Regions from separate parts of the Homo sapiens genome. Here region 1 is linked to region 2. A link is a loop called in an ENCODE intact Hi-C map of the cell type or tissue named here. Cell type or tissue: breast epithelium. All regions are shown on one strand. Each heading gives the region's core, and the rest is flanking DNA. Links, peaks and the distances in the headings are about the cores only.

Region 1 (10,231 bases), core at 1,958-6,957, 85 kb before region 2:
GTCCCCTGTATGATATCACAGTGGTGGATATAGTGAAGCTCCTCTGTATGATATCACAGTGGTACATATAATGAAGCTGCCCTGTATAATATCACAGAGGTAGATATAGTGAAGCTCCTCTGTATGATATCACAGTGGTAGATATAGTGAAGCTCCTCTGTGTGATATCACAGTGGTAGATACAGTGAAGCTGCTCTGTATGATATCACAGTGGTAGATATAGTGAAGTTCCTCTGTGTGATATCACACTGGTAGATACAGTGAAGCTGCTCTGTATGATATCGCAGTGATAGATATAGTGAAGCTCCTCTGTGTGATATCACACTGGTAGATACAGTGAAGCTGCTCTGTATGATATCACAGTGGTAGATATTGTGAAGCTCCTCTGTGTGATATCACAGTGGTAGATACAGTGAAGCTCGTCTGTGTGATATCACAGTGGTAGATATAGTGAAGCTGCTCTGTATGATATAACACTGGTAGATACAGTGAAGATCCCCTGTATGATATCACAGTGGTAGATACACTGAAGCTGCTCTGTATGATATCGCAGTGGTAGATATAGCACAGCTCCTCTGTGTGATATCACAGTGGTAGATACAATGAAGCTCCTCTGTATGATATCACAGTGGTAGATATAGTGAAGCTACCCTGTGTGATATCACAGTGGTAGATATAGTGAAGCTCCTCTGTATGATATCACAGTGGTGGATATAGTGAAGCTCCTCTGTATGATATCACAGTGGTAGATACAGTGAAGCAGCTCTGTATGATATCACAGTGGTACATACAGTGAAGCTCCTCTATATGATATCACAGTGATAGATATAGTGAAGCTCCTCTGTGTGATCTCACAGTGGTAGATATAGTGAAGCTGCTCTGTATGATATCAATAGTGGAGCTGCTCTGTATATCATCACAGTTTTAGTTATAGAGAAGCTCCCCTGTATGATATCACAGTGGTAGATATAGTGAAGCTGCTCTGTATGATATCACAGTGGTAGATACAGCGAAGATCCTCTATGTGATATCACAGTGGTAAGATACAGTGAAGCTCCTCTGTGTGATATCACAGTGGTACATATAGTGAAGCTCCTCTGTGTGATATCACAGTGGTAGATACAGTGAAGCTGCTCTGTATGATATCACAGTGGTAGATATTGTGAAGCTCCTCTGTGTGATATCACAGTGGTAGATACAGTGAAGCTTGTCAGTGTGATATCACAGTGGTAGATATAGTGAAGCTGCTCTGTATGATATAACAGTGGTAGATATAGTGAAGCTCCCCTGTATGATATCACAGTGGTAGATACACTGAAGCTGCTCTGTATGATATCACAGTGGTAGCTATAGCACAGCTCCTCTGTGTGATATCACAGTGGTAGATACAATGAAGCTCCTCTGTGTGATATCACAGTGGTAGATATAGTGAAGGTCCCCTGTATGATATCACAGTGGTGGATATAGTGAAGCTCCTCTGTATGATATCACAGTGGTAGATATAATGAAGCTGCCCTGTATAATATCACAGAGGTAGATATAGTGAAGCTCCTCTGTATGATATCACAGTGGTAGATATAGTGAAGCTCCTCTGTGTGATATCACAGTGGTAGATACAGTGAAGCTGCTCTGTATGATATCACAGTGGTAGATATAGTGAAGTTCCTCTGTGTGATATCACACTGGTAGATACAGTGAAGCTGCTCTGTATGATATCACAGTGATAGATATAGTGAAGCTCCTCTGTGTGATATCACACTGGTAGATACAGTGAAGCTGCTCTGTATGATATCACAGTGGTAGATACTGTGAAGCTCCTCTGTGTGATATCACAGTGGTAGATACAGTGAAGCTCGTCTCTGTGATATCACTGTGGTAGATATAGTGAAGCTGCTCTGTATGATATAACACTGGTAGATACAGTGAAGATCCCCTGTATGATATCACAGTGGTAGATACACTGAAGCTGCTCTGTATGATATCGCAGTGGTAGATATAGCACAGCTCCTCTGTGTGATATCACAGTGGTAGATACAATGAAGCTCCTCTGTATGATATCACAGTGGTAGATATAGTGAAGCTACCCTGTATGATATCACAGTGGTGGATATAGTGAAGCTCCTCTGTATGATAGCACAGTGGTGGATATAGTGAAGCTCCTCTGTATGATATCACAGTGGTAGATACAGTGAAGCAGCTCTGTATGATATCACAGTGGCAGATACAGTGAAGCTCCTCTATATGATATCACAGTGGTAGATATAGTGAAGCTCCTCTGTGTGATATCACACTGGTAGATATAGTGAAGCTGCTCTGTGTGATATCACAGTGGTAGATATAGTGAAGCTGCTCTGTATAACAGTGGGAGATATAGTGAAGCTGCTCTGTATGATATCAACAGTGCAGCTGCTCTGTATGATATCACAGTGGTAGTTATAGAGAAGCTCCCCTGTATGATATCACAGTGGTAGATATAGTGAAGCTGCTCTGTATGATATCACAGTGGTAGATACAGTGAAGCTCCTCTGTGTGATATCACAGTGGTAGATATAGTGAAGCTCCTCTGCATGATATCACAGTCGTAGATATAGTGAAGCTCCTCTGTGTGATGTCACAGTAGTAGATATAGTGAAGCTCCCATGTATGATATCACAGTGGTACGTATAGTGAAGTTCCTCTGTGTGATATCACAGTGGTAGATTTAGTGAAGCTCCCGTGTATGATATCACAGTGGTAGATATAGTGAAGTTCCTCTGTGTGATATCACAGTGGTAGATATAGTGAAGCTCCCCTATATGATATCACAGTGATAGATATCGTGAAGCTCCCGTGTATGATACCACAGTGGTAGATATAGTGAAGATCCTCTGTGTGACATCACAGTGGTAGATATAGTGAAGATCCCCTGTAGGATATCACAGTGGTAGATATAATGAAGCTGCTCTGTATGATATCACAGTGGTAGATATAGTGAAGCTCCCCTATATGATATCACAGTGATAGATATCGTGAAGCTCCCCTGTATGATACCACAGTGGTAGATATAGTGAAGATCCTCTGTGTGACATCACAGTGGTAGATATAGTGAAGATCCCCTGTAGGATATCACAGTGGTAGATATAGTGAAGCTGCTCTGTGTGATATCACAGTGGTAGATATAGTGAAGCTACTCTGTGTGATATCACAGTGGTACATACAGTGAAGCTCCTCTGTGTGATATCACAGTGGTAGATATAGTGAAGCTCCTCTGTATGATATCACAGTGGTAGATACAGTGAAGCTCCCCTGTATGATATCACAGTGGTAGATATAGTGAAGCTCCTCTGTATGATATCACAGTGGTAGATATAGTGAAGCTGCTGTGTATATCACAGTGGTAGATATAGTGAAGCTCCCCTGTATATCACAGTGGCAGATATAGTGAAGCTCCTGTGTGTGATATCACAGTGGTAGATATACTGAAGCTCCTCTGTATGATATCACAGTGGTAGATATAGTGAAGCTCCTCTGTATGATATCACAGTGGTAGACACAGCGAAGCTCCTCTGTGTGATATCACAGTGGTAGATATGGTGAAGCTCCTCTGTATGATATCACAGTGGTAGACACAGCGAAGCTCCTCTGTGTGATATCACAGTGGTAGATATGGTGAAGCTCCTCTGTATGATATCACAGTGCTAGGTATAGTGAAGCTACTCTGTGTGATATCACAGTGGTAGATATAGTGAAGCTCCCCTGTATGATATCACAGTAGTAGATATAGTGAAGCTCCTCTGTGTGATTTCACAGTGGCAGATATAGTGAAGCTCCTCTGTCTGATATCACAGTGGTAGATACAGTGACGCTCCTCTGTGTGATATCACAGTGGTAGATATAGTGAAGCTCCTCTGTGTGATATCACAGTGGGAGGTATAGTGAAGCTCCCCCGTATGATATCACAGTTGTAGATATAGTGAAGCTCCTCTGTATGATATCACATTAGTAGATATAGTGAAGCTCCTCTGTGTGATATCACAGTGGTAGGTACAGTGAAGCTCCTCTGTATGATATCACAGTGGTAGATATAGTGAAGCTCCTCTGTATATCACAGTGGTAGATATAGCGCAGCTCCTCTGTATGACATCACAGTGGTAGATACACATCATTATGCATTTGTCCAAACCCATAGAATGTAGTATACCCAGAGTGAACCCAAATGTAAACTATGGACTTTGGGTCAGTGTCATTGTAGGTTCATTGATTATAACAAATGTACCACTTTGTGGGGGATATTGGTTATGGGGGAGGTTATGTATGTGTGAGGGCAGATGGTACATAAGAAATCTGTGTAGTTTTCTCTCAGTTTTGCTGTGAAGCTAAAACTGCTCTAAAAAATAAAGCTTATTTTAAAAAAATCACAAAACTTTCTTTGACTCATGTTCTAGTTGGAGCACAAAAGTGGAGAACTGCTATCTTTTCCAAAAGTGTTAAATGAGTTCATGAAACAGGGCTGGTCACCATTCAAGAGGTATTACATTTCAGTAACAACCCCTTCACCCTAGTCAGAGATTTTTGGCAATTTCTAACATCCAGAAACACAGACAGGAGGCTCGAAATGAAAAGAAGCCTCTTGGTATCAAGGAAAACAGTCACAAAGCCCACACACATTAAGCTGGTAATGATCCTCAGATGTCTTACTGTTGAAAAAGCCCAGCATGTTAAAGCTCAGGAAGAATCCCTTCAATGGGTTCTTGAGGACAAGACTGTATTTCAGATAGTATAATAATCAGTGTTCTGGGTTAGGCATGGTGACTTGTGCCTGTAATCCCAGCACTTTGGGAGGCCGGAGGCCGAGGTGGGCAGATCGCTTGAGCTCAGGAGTTTGAGACCAGCCTGGGCAACATGGTGAAACCCCATCCCCACCAAAAATACAAAAAAAAAAAAAAAAAAAATTAGCTGGGCATGATGGCACATTCCTGTAGTCTCAGTTACTGGGGGGCTGAGGCGAGAGGATCGCTTGAGCCCAGGAGGTGGAGGCTGCAGTGAGCTGAGATCGCGCCACTGCACTCCAGCCTGGGCGACAGAGTGAGACGCCGTCTCAAAAAAAAAAAAAAAAAAAAAAATATATATATATATATATATAACAATAATCAATGTTCATCATAAGAACAAGCTGGAGTCAATGAGTAAAGATTATGTTTGGTTTTTGAATATTGGAAAATGCACCACTCTCTAGCAAGATTTCCAAAAATGCTTACAAGCTGGAGTTTTGGTACAAGGCCTCAGCTGATTTGAGAAATTTTACTTCAGTGTAAGAGCTTGTTTTCAGATTATCCTGAATGTGTTAATTCTTAATACTCTCCACTCTGGAAAAAAGATAACCACCAAAGCGAGACAGGGCCACAGTGGTTCAGTCCAAGGAGAGATTTATTGTGAAAATGAAGAGTCAGGGTAACTGTATTCTAGTCTCTCCTCTGCCAAGAACCAGTTGAGTAATATTGACTTCCCTTTGCTTGCCTCTAAAAATTAAGGAAATTAGTTATTTCTGGTTTCTTTCTGGTTTCTAAGGAAATTAGCTGATTTTTGGTTTCTTTCTGGTTCTAATATTCAAACATGAAACATGAGGAAACATTAATAGAAAGGAAAAGGTGAATCACATTATGAGCAGGTATCATCCTTTTATTCACTCTGGCCATACTTGTTGAGAGTTCTATTGAGCTGGCCCATACCAAGCTCTGAGAATACTGTAGTAAGGGAAAGAGCTCCTGTCTTCATGGAGCTTTTTATTTAGTGAGGAAACCAGGCAACAAGCAAATAAACCAACAAGTTGAGGAAACAGTCTGAGAACCATAGGAAAGACATCTTTTTTACATGGAATAGGCAGGAAATAGCACCTCTGGGGGAGTTACGTTTGAACCTAAGAATGAGCAGAAAAGTTGCATGAAAAATTAGTAAAGAGCATTTCCAGCAGAGGGGCTTGCTAGTATCTAGGCCCTAACAGAGAAGAGAAACTTAGTAAACTGTACAAACTGAATAAAAAACCAAAACAAAATTTCTAATGACTGAAATAATTAAGTAGGAGTGGCACAAAAAATTTGAACAGGTATGTGGGAGCCAGTACAAAGTTTTGTCAGTCAGTCTAAGACACCTGGACTCATTCTTAAGGATGGTAGAGAAATTGCTGAAAGGCTTTAAGTAGGACAGCAACACTTACTGCTTTTTAAAAAATGGACTGGAGGCTGGGCGTGGGGGCTCACGCCTGTAATCCCAGCACCTTGGGAGGCTCAGGCGGGCGGATCATGAGGTCAGATCGAGACCATCCTGGCTAACATGGTGAAACCCCGTCTCTACTAAAAATACAAAAAAAAAAAAAAATTAGCCGGGCGCCTGTAGTCGCAGCTACTCGGGAGGCTGAGGTAGGAGAATGGCGTGAACCCGGGAGGCAAAGTTGCAGTGAGCTGAGATCACACCATTGCACTCCAGCCTGGGGGACAGAGCGAGACTCCGTCTCAAAAAAAAAAAAAAAAAAGGACTGGAAAGCTGGGTGCAGTGGCTCATTCCTGTAATCCCAGCACTTTGGAAAGCTGTCGCAGGAGGATCACTTGAAGCTAGGAGTTCAAGACCAGCCTGGGTAACCTAGCAAAACCCCCTCTCTACAAAATGTTTTAAAATTAGCTAGGCATAGTGGCACATCCCTATAGTCCTAGCCACTTGGGAGGCTGAGGTGAGAGGATCAATTGAGTCCATGAGTTTTAGGATGCAGTGAGTTATAAATGTGCCACTATACTCCAGCACGGGCAACCGAGCAAGACTCTGCCTCTTAAAAAGTTTTTTAAAAAGTATGATGGCTTGACTAAGGTATCTACAGTAGAGACTGAAGATGGTGAGAGATTTAGATACATGATGAAGGTATGGACTGGATTTGAGTATTTGAGAGAAAGAAATGAATCAAGGTAGACAATGTGGTGCTCAGTTATTGATTTTGGGAGAGTGTTTGGAGTGGGGGATAGAGCTATTAAGAATAGTTGGGAGGGGCCGGGTGTGGTGGCTCACACCTGTAATCTCAGCACTCTGGGAGGCCGAGGCAGGCAGATTGCCTGAGCTCAGGAGTTTGAGACCAGTCTGACTAACATGGTGAAACCCCGTCCCTACTAAAAAATACAAAAAAATTAGCCAGGCGTGGTGGCTTGCACTGTAATTCCAGCTACTTGGGAGGCTGAAGCAGGGGAATTCCTTGAACCAGGGAGGTAGAGGTTGCAGTGAGCCGAGATCCTGCCACTGCACTCCAGCTGGGCAACAGAGCAAGATTCTGTCTCAGGAAAAAAAAAAAAAGAACAGTTTGGAGGAAAAAAACTCAGTTTCGAACATGATGTTTATGATATACATAAGACATGTAAGACATGTAAGCAATAGACATCGTGATTCTTCTGTTCTACCTCTTTTATATATATTTTGCTTTTTGTCACAGTGATTATATATCTTTGTTCTAAGAACCACTTTTTATTTACCTTTTCAATGTGCATTCATTCCCCAGCAAAATTCCTGAGCACATACTTGGTGCTTAATAAAGGTTTAATAATGTTCTAAAAAACAAACATCTTTTCCTCTCAGCTTTATCAGTGTGTCCTCACTGAGTCCAGAAAATTTCAGACTCTAGGTCTACAGAACAATGCTTGAAGCTTAGAGTAATAGAGAATATTATTCTGGGTTCAATTTACTTAGTAATCTGTTCAATTCCACCCCATCTCCCAGGACTGTTTTTAAGAGTCCTAGATTGGATTACATACTTTGTGATTTACCATGAAAAACTAACTCTCAAAAGCTGGGCATAGGGCCGGGTGCGGTGGCTCACGCCTGTAATCCCAGCACTTTGGGAGGCCAAGGCAGGCGGATCACAAGGTCAGGAGATCAAGACCATCCTGGCTAACACAGTGAAACCCCGTCTCTACTAAAAATACAAAAAAAAAAAAAAAAAAAAAAAAATTAGCCAGGTGTGGTGGCAGGCGCCTGTAGTCCCAGCTACTCAGGAGGCTGAGGCAGGAGAATGGCGTGAAACTGGGAGGTGGAGCTTGCAGTGAGCCAAGATCACACCACTGCACTCCAGCCTGGGCAACAGAGCAAGGCTTCATCTCAAAAAAAAAAAAAAAAAAAAAAAAAAGCTGGGCATTGGCCGGGCACAGTGGTTCATGCCTGTAATCCCAGCACTTTGGGAGGTGGATCACTTGAGGCCAGAAGTTCAAGACCAGCCTGGCCAACATGGCAAAACGCCATCTCTACTAAAAATACAAAAATTAGCTGGGCAGTGGTGCGTGCCTGTAGTCCCAGCTACGCGGGAGGCTTGAGGTGGGAGGATCACTTGAACCTGGGAGGCAGAGGTTGCAGTGAGCTGAAATCACACCATTGTGCTCTAGCCTGGGCGACAGAGCGAGACTCTGTTCTCCAAAAAAAAAAAAAAAAAAAAAAAAAAAATGCTGGGTATAGCTGTGTGTACTTGTAGTCCCAGCTCCTGGGGAGGCTTGAGGTGGGAGGATCCCTTGAAACCAGGAGTTGAGTCCAGCCTGGGCAATAGAGTGAGCCTCTGTCTCTAAAATACACACAAAGACTCAGACACTCCTACTTGGGGAAGCAGGGACCAGTTTGCTTTTCAAAGTTAGCAGTGAACCAAAGCACATTTCCTAAGACAGTTTCAAGCTAAAGCAAGACTTCCATATTGTGGTTTTGACCCAGCCCTTCCTTCCCCAGCCCCTTGTCCCCCAGTAAATCAACTTAGGGATTATTAAAACAGCAGCAGAAGCTTAAATGGCAACAATCCACAAATCTGCTTCAACTTCTGAAATCCAACATTTGTACCAGGCTTTTGTGTTAAAAATCATCTGACATTTCTGATTTTTGTGAGAACTGTCTTGCTTAGGAAAAATTTTGAGGTAGGTGACTAGAGACATTGTATTAGTCTGTTCTCACACTGCTATAAAGAACTACCTGAGACTGGGTTATTTATTTAAAAAAGAGGTTGAATTAATTCACAGTTCCACAGGCTTAACAAGAAGCATGACTGGGAGGCCTCAGGAAACCTACAATCATGGTGGAAGGCAAAGGGGAAGTAGGGACATCTTCACATGTGGCAGGAGAGAGAGAGAAAAGGAGTAAGTGCTACACACTTTTAAACAACTAACTCTCCTGAGAACTCACTCCTCATCACAAGAACAACAAGGGGGAAATCTACCCCCATGATCCAATCACCTCCTATTGGGTCCCTCCCCAACAATGGGGATTACAATTCAATGTGAGGTTTGGGTGGGGACACAGAGCCAAACCAAACATATCGGAGATCTTCATTTGGTACGAAGAAAATCCACATAAAACTCTGATAAATGGCAGTGGCTTGCTAGCCCAGCCTTCTCAGTCTCACCTACCAGAAAGGCCTCCTGAGAATGGCTGCAGAGGGTGAATGTCTTCTTACTCCTTCCTTGTTCTTGCAAAGCAGCGCTCCCTCTCTGCTCTGCACACCTAAGCTTGAAACTCTTTAAAGGCAGGGAAATAATCTTATGTGTGTATTTCCCAATTTAGCTTGGCACAGTGCCCTATGATAAAATGCTTATTTTTCAATTGAGAGTGTCTTTTACATAGGAAGATAAAAACATAGAATTCTGACGCTAAGTAATTGCTTATACAGGGATACTTCCAAGACCAAGAAGCCTAACTAAACGAGAATGTAACTAAACTTTGCTTCCTATGTTCATTTCATTAGTCTATTATTGGTAACACTTTTTCAGACTGAACCATTAGAACAAGGCATACTGAAAAGCTGCTTATAATCCTCTTTGCTTAATAAGTGAGGTCAAATGATATTAAGATATAAAAGATTAGCCTGCAGAATCCTCTTCTAGTTCTAGTCAACACTGTCATCAATCCACACACAATTAAACAGATAGGAGCAATTTATAGGCGTTATCTTCCAGTTGCAACAATTCCCATTGGTAATAGAACTGAAATGCCGAACACTTGGCAGACTTTACTGAAAAAAATTTCAGGTTGGGCAGTTGAGATAAAATCATGACTAAACACTTGCCAAATGCATCCTCACTCACCTACTCTCAGCGTTACCTCCCCCAATAATTCCTCAAATCAAAAACCTGATGAGTCGAATCCCAAAACCACTTTGCTGGAGTAACCAAGTTTGGGGGTATGAGCCACAGACCAGAGACACTTGTTATCTGCTCTTCTATTTTCTTGACGGGTAGCAGACGTGCTC
Region 2 (10,231 bases), core at 2,569-7,568:
ATGCCTGACACGTAAGTGTTTACTAAATATTCCGTGAATGATGGAATGAATAATAGAATATGCTAGATTCTCAGTCCTTGCTGGGCTTGTTATAGACCTCATTATTCATTCAGAGGCCCTCTTTCCTCTCCCTCCTGTGCCCTGGTGGCCATTTCCCTTCTCACTGGGCTCTGGAACTAGTTGAAAGTTTAATGGTGCCAAGCATCTGGTCAACAGGAAGACAGCAATCAAACTGGTGAAAACAGCAGCTTGATATGGCATGCAGGGAAGAACACTGGACTGGGGGCAGGAGGCCTGGGTTCTGGTCCTAGCTCTGTTACTAATTTATTTATCCATTCATTCACGCATTCAACAACATATAGCAACACTACGTTGCTGTATGTATACACACACACACACACACACACACACACACACACACACACGGGGGTGCGGGGCACTGTTCTGAGTCCTGCAGATATAGTGGTAAAGAAGAAAGACAATGTCTCAGCCCTTGTGGGACTTACCTCCCAGAGGCGAGATAGACAGACAGACAGGAAAAATACCTAATTAGAGTGGGTTGAGGAGGGAGAGTACCTATTTTTCCTGTCTATCTGTGTGACTCTCCTCTGGGAGGTTAGAAAAGAGAATAGGATGACGTGATAGGAAGTGAAGGGTGCCCACTTCGGTCTGGTGGTCAGGAAGAGTCTCTTTGAATACTGACATTTCAGCTGAGATGTGAGTGATGAATGGGAACCAGTCATTCAAACACCAAAGGAAGAGTGTTCCAGGAAGAACTGCCAGTGCAGGGGTCCTAAGGTGGGAACAGACATTAAGTTTTTAAGAAATGGAGAGACCAGTTTGGCTGGAGCAGAGGTGAGGAGGAAGTGAGTGTGGAGAGGTAGACAGAAACCAGAATCTATCTTGCTTTGAGGACCTTGAATTTTATTTCAAGTACAGTAGGAGTCATGGGAAGGTTTTAGGCAAGAGCATGACATGGTTATTTGGGCTTGACTATCAAGAATGGAGAATAAAATGGTTACAGATGGATCAGCTGAGGAGCCCCTGTGGTCATTTGGGAAATAGTTTGATGGTGGTTTGGGCTAGAGTGATTAGCATACAGATGGAGAGAAGTGGGCAAATTTGGAATGTGCTTTGGAGATAAAGTGGACAAGACTTGCTGATGGGCCGCAGGTGGAAGATGAGGAAAGCCGGGAATCGAGACTGGCTCTTAGATGTAAAGGTTGAAAAATCAGGTGAACGCACCTGCCAGCTGCTACAGATGGGAAGCCTGGAGGGTGAGTCTGGGAGAAGAACTCAAGTTCTTTATGGATAAGCTATGTTTGAGTTGCCCCATCAGACATCTAAGTGAAAATGTTAAGAAAGCAATTAGATATTCAAGTGAAGTTTGGGGGAAAATCAGGGCTGGAGATAGAGATTGGGAAGTCATCAGAACATACATGGTCTTCAAAGCCATGAGACTGGATGGGAACACTAAGGGAGGACATTTAGAAATGGAAAAAAAGGATGCCCAGGACAGATCCCTGGTACCCTCTAACCTTCAGAGACTGAGCAGAGAAGAAGGAGCCAAGAAAAGAGGCAGGGGGAGCAGGGAGGGCAGAAGTCCAGTTGGAGTGGGTTGAGGAGGGAAAGAGGAGGCAGCAATGCTCTTTACCTGTGAAGGAAAGTAGAGAAATAGTAGTTGAACAGAGACCTGCAGGTTAAGGGAGATGCTTAGAGCATGCACAGAGGGACGATCTAGTAGAGGAAAAATCTGCAGGAGAGAGGGGAGGGATCCAGAGTGCAGGTGGAGGTGCTGGCTTTGGAGAGAAAGGAAGGTTCTGTGTCTGTAGAAACAAGAGGAAGGCAGAGAGTAAACACCCAGATGAAGGAGCTGTGTAGATCAGGAAGAAGCTGAGACAGGATTTTCTCTTTGTGTGACTGTGGTCAAGTCATGTACTTTGCTGAGATGTGTGGGAGAAATAGGTCTGCTCTGATGATGGTGGAGGGTCTTTTCTGAACACATCCACTTGGCTAACAACACCTGCCTTAGCACCTGCTTTATTTGTAAGGGACACAGTGTGGTATCGGGGGAACCCGCCCCCAATATTTCAATGCAGGTTCTTTCTATTTTCCATAAGTGTCAGCCAGCTGAGAAATAAAGAGAAAGAGTACAAAGAGAGGAATTTTACAGCTGGGCTGCTGGGGGTGACATCACATATCAGTAGGAACGTGATGCCCACCCGAGCCTCAAACCAGCAAGTTTTTTATTAAGGGTTTCAAAAGGGGAGGGGATGTAAAGCAGGGAGTAGGTACAAAGATCACATGCTTCAAAAGGCAAAAAGCAGAACTACTAATAAGGGTCTAACAAAGATCACATGCCTCTGAGGGAACAGGACAAAGGGCAAAAGCAGAACCACAGATAAGGGTCTATGTTCAGCAGTGCACATATTGTCTTGATAAACATCTTAAACAACAGAAAACAGGGTTCAAGAGCAGAGAACCAGTCTGACCACAAATTTACCAAGGCAGAGCTTTTCCCCACCCTAATAAGCCTGAGGGTACTGCAGGAGACCAGGGCATATCTCAGTCCTTATCTCAACCGCATAAGACAGACATTCCCATAGCGGCTGTTTATAGATCTCCCCCCAGGAATGCATTCCTTTCCCAGGGTATTAATATTAATATTCCTTGCTAGGAAAAGAATTCAGCGATATCTTTCTTACTTGCACGTCCATTTATAGGCTCTCTGCAAGACGAAAAATGTGGCTCTTTTTGCCCAACCCCGCAGGCAGTCAGACCTTATGGTTGTCTTCCCTTGTTCCCTAAAAATCACTGTTATTCTGTTCTTTTTCAAGGTGCACTGATTTCATATTTTTCAAACACACATGTTTTACAATCAATTTGTACAGTTAACACAATTATCACAGTGGTCCTGAGGTGACGTATATCCTCAGCTTATGAAGATAACAGGATTAAGAGATTAAAGTAAAGACAGGCATAAGAAATTAGAAAAGTATTATTTGGGAACTGATAAATGTCCATGAAATCTTCACAATTTATGTTCCTCTGCTGCAGCTCCAGCTGGTCCCTCCATTCAGGGTCCCTGACTTCCCACAACAGTGTGGAAGGTGCAACCCAGAGCTTATTAGAATAATGACTCCTAACCACAGAATGCAGAATGCAACACATCAGGTCCTGTGTAGGTGCTTTCTGTACCTTAGCTCTAATTGTTGCTACACCCTAAAAGGCAGGCATGACTACTATTCCCATTAGAGGGATAAAAACACAGAGAGGGCCAGGTGCAGTGGCTCACGCCTATAATCCCAGCACTTTGGGAGGCGGAGGCAGGTGGATCACTTGAGGTCAGGAGTTCCAGACCAGCCTGGCCAACATGATGAAACTCCGTCTCTACTAAAAATACAAAAATTAGCAGGGGGTGGTGGCGGGCGCCTGTAATCCCAGCTCCTCGGGAGGCTGAGGCAGGAGAATCACTTGAACCCGGGAGGCGGAGGTTGCAGTGAGCCGAGATGGTGCCACTGTACTCCAGCCTGAGTGACAGAGTGAGACTCCAGTTCAAAAAACAAACAAACAAACAGAGGGGAGGGGGAGATGGCCATGCAACTTTTCTGAAGCGATGAAGTGAGAATTTAAACCCTGACCAAACTCATGCTTTTATCCATTACATTCTCTTACCCCAGCAGGGAGAGAAAGGAGTGAAAGGGCTCAGCTGGGAGATGGGCCAGGGGTTAATGCTCTCAGGTTAAATACCTGCCAGTCTTCCCAGCAGAACAAGGGGGCACCAACTGCTCACTAATTCCTAACAAGAGTTGAGGGCCGAGACGTCGGTAGCAGGCTCAGAGGCCAGTGTTCCAGACTCCCTGACCCTGACCTCCTGAAAGCAGAGGAATTGACCCATCTACTCAGTCCACAATCCAACAGTGCTGCCCACCACGTTTAGGAGTTGGGCGTCTCAACCAGTCACCAGTGCCCTGGCCAAATCCTCCACCAATTTACTGTGACCCTAAGCTTTTCCAGATGTTTACCGAGAAATAATATTTGCCTGGTGTTGCAATCCTGGATAAAGCAAGGTCAGTTCTTATGAATACTCTGAGGGCCAGCAGGGTTTCCTCCACACCTTCCCACATGGATGAAATTCAGTTTTCAAAGCAGAGGCAGCAAGATTTCTGTTTTGTTTTTCTTAGTTTCCTGAAATATTAAATTAGTAAAAAACACAAAAGCACAGGTGCAGGAATAAGGAGATGGGGTTCCTGTCCAAGGCCTCTCACTTCTTCGCTGAGTGACCTTGGAGAGTTTCCTAAGTTTTCAGCAAGAGGTTTGGCTGTCAGGTGTTGATCATCTGAAATCCATGGATGTCCATAGGAAGTTGGGTAGAATTGTTTTTCAAGATAATTGAATTCCTTTGTGATCTCATGTCTTTTATTTTATGTATTTATGGATATTTTTTTGCCAAGCTGTCAAAGGGGCACACGGCACAGAAAGGGTTGAAATGCTGCCAGAAGATCTGTGGGGTCCCAGCTTGACTCAACATTCTGTCATTTCCATTAGTGTCCCTTCTGGGATTGGGATTCTCTTAACCAAGTCCATCTGGGTGTGGAGGAATTAAGGGAAGTTTCTCAATGCTGGGTCAGAGGGGTCAATAAACAAGAGGCAATGGAACCATCGCAAGTGGGCTGGGGCCCAGGCCCCTGGAGGGAGACACCCAGGCTCTTGGGCCTCACATGCTGTCATCATCTGGGTAGCAGGGCTGTCACATCCACACACTCATAAGTGGAGTTGGGGACCACTCCTGAGAGGCAGGAGCAGGCTGCAGCCTGAGATGTCTTGGAAGCCATGTGCTGCCTCGAGAGAGAAAGGAGAAGGAGGGAGGGAGAGGATGGGAGCAGGAGAGGAACTGTGACCTGGACCATCCTCCTGTCTCTCACGTCATTTCCACTCCTACAACACGGTTTCTGATCAAAAAGTGTGACGTTAGGATAAGTTCTGGTTCAGAGAGGTATCACTGAGTGATCAGCCAGTATCAGATGTGGACACTCATTGTGCTAGGCAGTTTATGTGTGTTTCTCTCTTGTACCAGTAGAAACCATGTAAGGTACGTATGATGATAGCCATCTTCTGGGGGAGATAACAGGCTCACAGAGGTCAACGAGCTTGCTCCACATGGCATAGTGAGTGGCCTAACCGAGATTCACACCTGGATCTGTCTGGCTCCAAAAGATGTGTTTCTTGGTTTGTTAGACACTGACAAAGCTCTTCTGCACGCACTGTCTGTGAATGGGAGCTACTGGCCAGCCTCTCAGCCCAGTGTCAGCAATCCCTCTCCCTCTTGGACTGAGCCATGTCCAAATGTGAAGAACAGGATTTCTATGTCTTCACTGAAGTCTGTAAGAAAATGACCATGTTTTATGTATGTATGTCTGTATGTATTCACGATCTACTTTGTCAAAAGTGGTATTGTACTGTGTCTAGAGTTTGTGTGTGGCCTGGAAGGCTTCTTTTAAGTTTTCTGGAATTAGTATTTACCAGTGGCTCCTCATCAGGGCTATGTAAAGAGTATTACCAGGTTTGAGAATCACAGCGCCCTCCATTAAGAATGGCAAGGGTTTTTCACGGGCTACATCTCTTAGAGGGGCAAGTGGGTGGGTACAAGGAAGAGGAGGTGACTAAGAACCACAGATTTCACTGCTTTCCAGATTTGGAGGGGGGCTAAGAAATACAGTGGACCCACTACGTATTCTAGAATAGAGCAGTGCACCCCTGGATCCCATAGACCTTGTCTAGGGACTGAGAGCCCATTTCCAGAATTATTGGTTGAGTGAGATATTAATAGTAATCTTTGTGCTTTTCTTTTCCACACTTGTGTTAGTGACCCCTCCTCAGACCAGTGGTCCTTTACTCTGGCTACAAATACTTAACATTAAATGATAAACTTAGGCACATGAACATTTTAAAGAGTTTACTTGAGCAGACAGTGATTCATGAATCGAACAATAACACAACAAGTGGTTCAGGGCTCCAGCAAAGGGGTGCAAGGGAAAATCTTTTATAAGGTGCTCATGGAAGCAAGACAAAGAAAATATTTGATTGGTTAATGTGCAAAGTCCCTCGTTAGAGGTTAGTTTGTGGTTCCTAATTGGTTAATCTTAAATTTTGTTTTCCTAGGTTAAAACCATTCCTTCTGAGTTGGGTTTCAGTTGGTTACATAGGAACTCAAGGCCCTGGAGCCATCTCAGCCTAGTGGCCTCTCAATTAATTCTCTTAACAGTACTGATTCTAGGGCCGGGCATGATGGCTTACATCTGTAATCCCAGCACTTTGGGAGGCCGAGGTGGGCGGATCACGAGGTCAGGAGTTCAAGACCAGCCTGGCCAATATAGTGAAACCCTGTCTCTACTAAAAATACAAAAATTAGCCAGGCATGGTGGCACATGCCTGTAATCCCAGTTACTTGGGAGGCTGAGGCAGGAGAATCTCTTGAACCCAGAATGCGGAGTTTGCAGTGAGCCGAGATTGCACCACTGCACTCCAGCCTGGCGACAGAGTGAGACTCTGTCACAAAAAAAAAAAAAAAAAATTAGCCAGGCATGGTGGTGCATGCCTGTAAACCCTGCTACTCGGGAGACTGGGGCAGGAGAATTGCTTGAACCCAGGAGGTGGAGGTTGCAGTGAGCGGAGATCACACCACTGCACTCCAGCCTGGGCGACAAAGCAAGACTCCATCTCAAAAAAAAAAAGAACTTACAGGCCGGGCGCGGTGGCTCACGCCTGTAATCCCAGCACTTTGGGAGGCCAAGGCAGGCGGATCACAAGGTCAGATGGAGACCATCCTGGCCAACATGGTGAAACCCCGTCTCTACTAAAAAATACAAAAATTAGCCAGGCTTGGTGGTGGGCGCCTGTAATCTCAGCTACTTGGGAGGCTGAGATAGGAGAATCACTTGGACCCGGGAGGTGGAGGTTGCAGTGAGCCGAGACTGCGCTATTGCACTCCAGCCTGGGTGACAGAGTAAGATGCCGTTGCCCCCCACCCCCAAAAAAAGAACCTACCGTATGGCATGAAGCACTGTGTGTTCATTTACTACTCCTTACAGCAACCCTGGGAAGAGGGTCGCCCTCTATTATGCCCATCTCTAATTCACTTCCTTCAGTACCCACATACTGTGAGTTTCCACATCCTGTCCATTCAGACTCCAATATTTCTACTCTGTCCCCTCTCTCCTGCCTCAGTGGCAATGCATGAGCTCAGGCTACCATCTAATTTGACATGAGGAGGTATGAGATCCACTAAGCTCACCACACATGTCACAGCCTTCAAGGGAGCCGCATTAGGACCTGGGTTTGGATTGAAGGGAATTTCTCTGTCGAGCCATAATTTTGAGACTGACTGAGATTCTCTGGATACTTCTTTCTGTGTCTCCCAACCCCAGGCCTAAATCTTTGACATGTTCTCAGAAAGTAATGTTTTATTAGTTTAACATTTACTGAGTACTTCCTGAGGACCAGGCATTTTTCTAGATACCCAGAAGATGTGGGGTACAAAATAATACCTTGTCCTTGTGGAGTTTGCTATTCTAGCTCCTTTTCCCTCTGAATAGTTGCTCCAGTCTCCTGCCTGTAGCCTCAGTAATGATCCCTCTTTCTCTGGGAGCAGGGGATTGCCAAGTAGTCTTTATACCAGAAGCTGGACATGGTCATTAACTAGACAAACTCCCCAAGAGTCAGGAATTCTGCATCCTGTCCTGACAGGGCCTGGGCAACTCTGTTCTGCCCATCCAGGGGCAGTAAGTGGTCTCTTATGTACCCCCCTCCTTTGGCCACCTCCACTCAAGAGAAGGGCAAGGTTAGGGACTCTTGGCGTCTTAGGTGCCCAGCTCAGCCATGCAGCATAGCACCCTGGGTACCTTGAGACCACAGAGGGACCCTGGTCTCCAGGACAAAAAGCCTATGGACTTAAGGTAGGACAGGGATCTTTCTGTTTTTGGTGTCATGAGAACTCAAGTAGACGTGACTTAGATTCATTTTGCCTTTAATGATCAAATGTCTGCTTCCCTGGTACATTCTGTTTCTTTGAACTGGGCTGCTTTGATATAGTTAGAAATAACAAAAATTTAGGAAATCAAACAAACTCAACTTTTAAAAGCAAAATATGTGACAGAAAGATTTGGCTCAGTGAATGTGCTTCAAATAGGAAAAGTTCGATCATAAATAGAAGGCTTACGATTTTAAGGGCCAAGAGGCTCATCTGAAGAATGGCTCCTGGGCCTTTCACAGCCCTAAGGAGTGAACACACACTTTGACATTTTTCTCCGTAATTTGGTCTGAGATGGTCATGTTGTCATAAATTCCAGGCTGAGAATTTCACTTTCTTGAAAGTTACCCTAACTCACTCAGAAGGACCCAGCTGATGAGTGGCCTGAAGATTTAGGTATCAACATAACCCACTCCCCAACACCCCCCCAGGCCTGTGTCTTCATTCTCCTATCCAAGGATCAGGGCTGTGGAAGTCCCCAGAGGCAGGTGCCTCCATGTGAGCGGAAGTGACTAGGTTTCCCAGAACCCTCTGCTGTAGGAGGGCTGTTTGGGAAGATGTCCATGGACTGCTTAGGGAATTATTACAAGTTCTGTTGCAGGGATGCGCTTGGGTGGGCTGGCTTCAGCTGAGGCTCTGAGGGACTTGGTTTGAAAAGGAGGAGAAGGAAAAGTAAAAAATAAACAAACCCAACCAAAAATTAAAAAAAAAAAACCACCCAAACAACGGTACAAAGGAAGCACTGTCCCTGTGAGCAGATGCAGATGGAGTGGTAGGGTCAGCCCAGCCCAGGTCACTGTCCCAGGCCCCCCAAAGCATTTGTGATGGGCTGGGAGGAAACACATCTCTGGTCCAGGGACAGCGTGGGACTAGGAAGAGGCCCAGGGGATAAATGACCACATTAGGACATCCTGCAGAACAGAGAGAGGGCCACAGGCTTTAGATTTGGAAATCGGAGGAGCAGAGGGTGCTTTCCACTTCTACTAATGGAACCCTGCCATGTAGACTGGCAAGTAGACTAATTCACGTGGCATAGTGAACATTCCAGCTGAAATTATATAGCTCAACTTCTGGCCGGGCGTGGTGGCTCACACCTGTAATCCCAGCACTTTGGAAGGCTGAGGCAGGCGGATCACGAGGTCAGGAGATTGAGACCATCCTGGCCAACATGGTGAAACTCCGTCTCTACTAAAATACAAAAAATTAGCCAGTCGTGGTGGCACATGCCTGAAGTCCCAGCTACTCAGGAGGCTGAGGCAGGGGAATCTCTTGAACCCCGGAGTCAGAGGTTGCAGTGAGCTGAGATCGTGCCACTGCACTCCAGCCTGGCAACACAGCAAGACTCCATCTCAAAAAAAAACAAAAAAATTTTACAGCTCAACTTCTAACTATATCAACCAACTGGACAACTGCCAAATCTCCCGGTCTCACTGGGATCCATGGACACAGCTGTAGGTTTCACTGTCAGGAGGCTGCCTGAGATCTGTGTCTACTTCTAACATATATGATCTCACTTGCACGTAGAGAGTTGGATAGACTACACGCTCTTTAAGGCCCTTTATGTTTCTAAGCATCTGTGATTTAATACAGATCCAGAGCTAAACACTATTAGGGACAAACCATGCTGTGAATGTCACTGGGTGGACAGCAGGGGAAGGAAGAACTCACAGACTAAACTCACCCTCTATGTTGCAAGACCCTACCCAGATCCTCTGAGACTCTTGGGAATGAGGCAGTTTGCAGGCTTCTCTTGACAATGTTATAACCAACTAAGATAGATCCTATTTTGTCTTATTTCACTTTTGGTATCTTGATAGGTCATTATTATCCACACCAAGAGACTGAATCTGTGAGAATCTCATAACAGTTCAGTTAAGGAATCCTCTTCAAGTCAGGGCTTATGGAAAGAGCACAGGTCTGTGAGCCAAGACATGAGGGTTCTAGGCCCAGCTTAAGTCATCAACTTGCCTCTGGCCTTGGCAATGCATCCCCTTTGCCAGGATCCAAGCTTTATCTCTTTCTCGCTACTTTCACATCCTGTAACTGTATTGCAGTACCAAGAACAGGAAAAGACAGGTCCCTAGCAAGGTCGAAGAAGAGATGGAGTCAGCATGGAAAGTTAGGGGAGGGTCATATTAGCCTGGGAACAATTCAAACCCTTGGACCCCTAATAACTCTGCTTGAATCTTTAAATGTTTGATG

What was found. Peaks named below come from ENCODE experiments on the same cell type or tissue, not always from the same donor. Only the 100,000 strongest peaks of a DNase experiment are listed, where the experiment ranks them.
Region 1: a loop joins it to region 2, with 14 times the contacts of the local background. A loop is called at or near these places in 1 of 110 quality-filtered maps.

Annotation. Positions count from the first base shown.
Region 1 is chr3:195,502,930-195,513,160 of GRCh38, forward strand. No RefSeq gene overlaps it. Among named protein-coding and RNA genes, the nearest start is that of PPP1R2, 35 kb to the right of the region's middle. In breast epithelium, for the core only: no CTCF peak of the experiment used is centred there; no DNase peak of the experiment used is centred there.
Region 2 is chr3:195,587,410-195,597,640 of GRCh38, forward strand. No RefSeq gene overlaps it. Among named protein-coding and RNA genes, the nearest start is that of APOD, 8.6 kb to the left of the region's middle. RefSeq lists an enhancer at 9,367-9,536 and a cis regulatory region at 9,452. In breast epithelium, for the core only: no CTCF peak of the experiment used is centred there; no DNase peak of the experiment used is centred there; H3K4me3 peaks cover 226 bases; H3K27ac peaks cover 3,542 bases.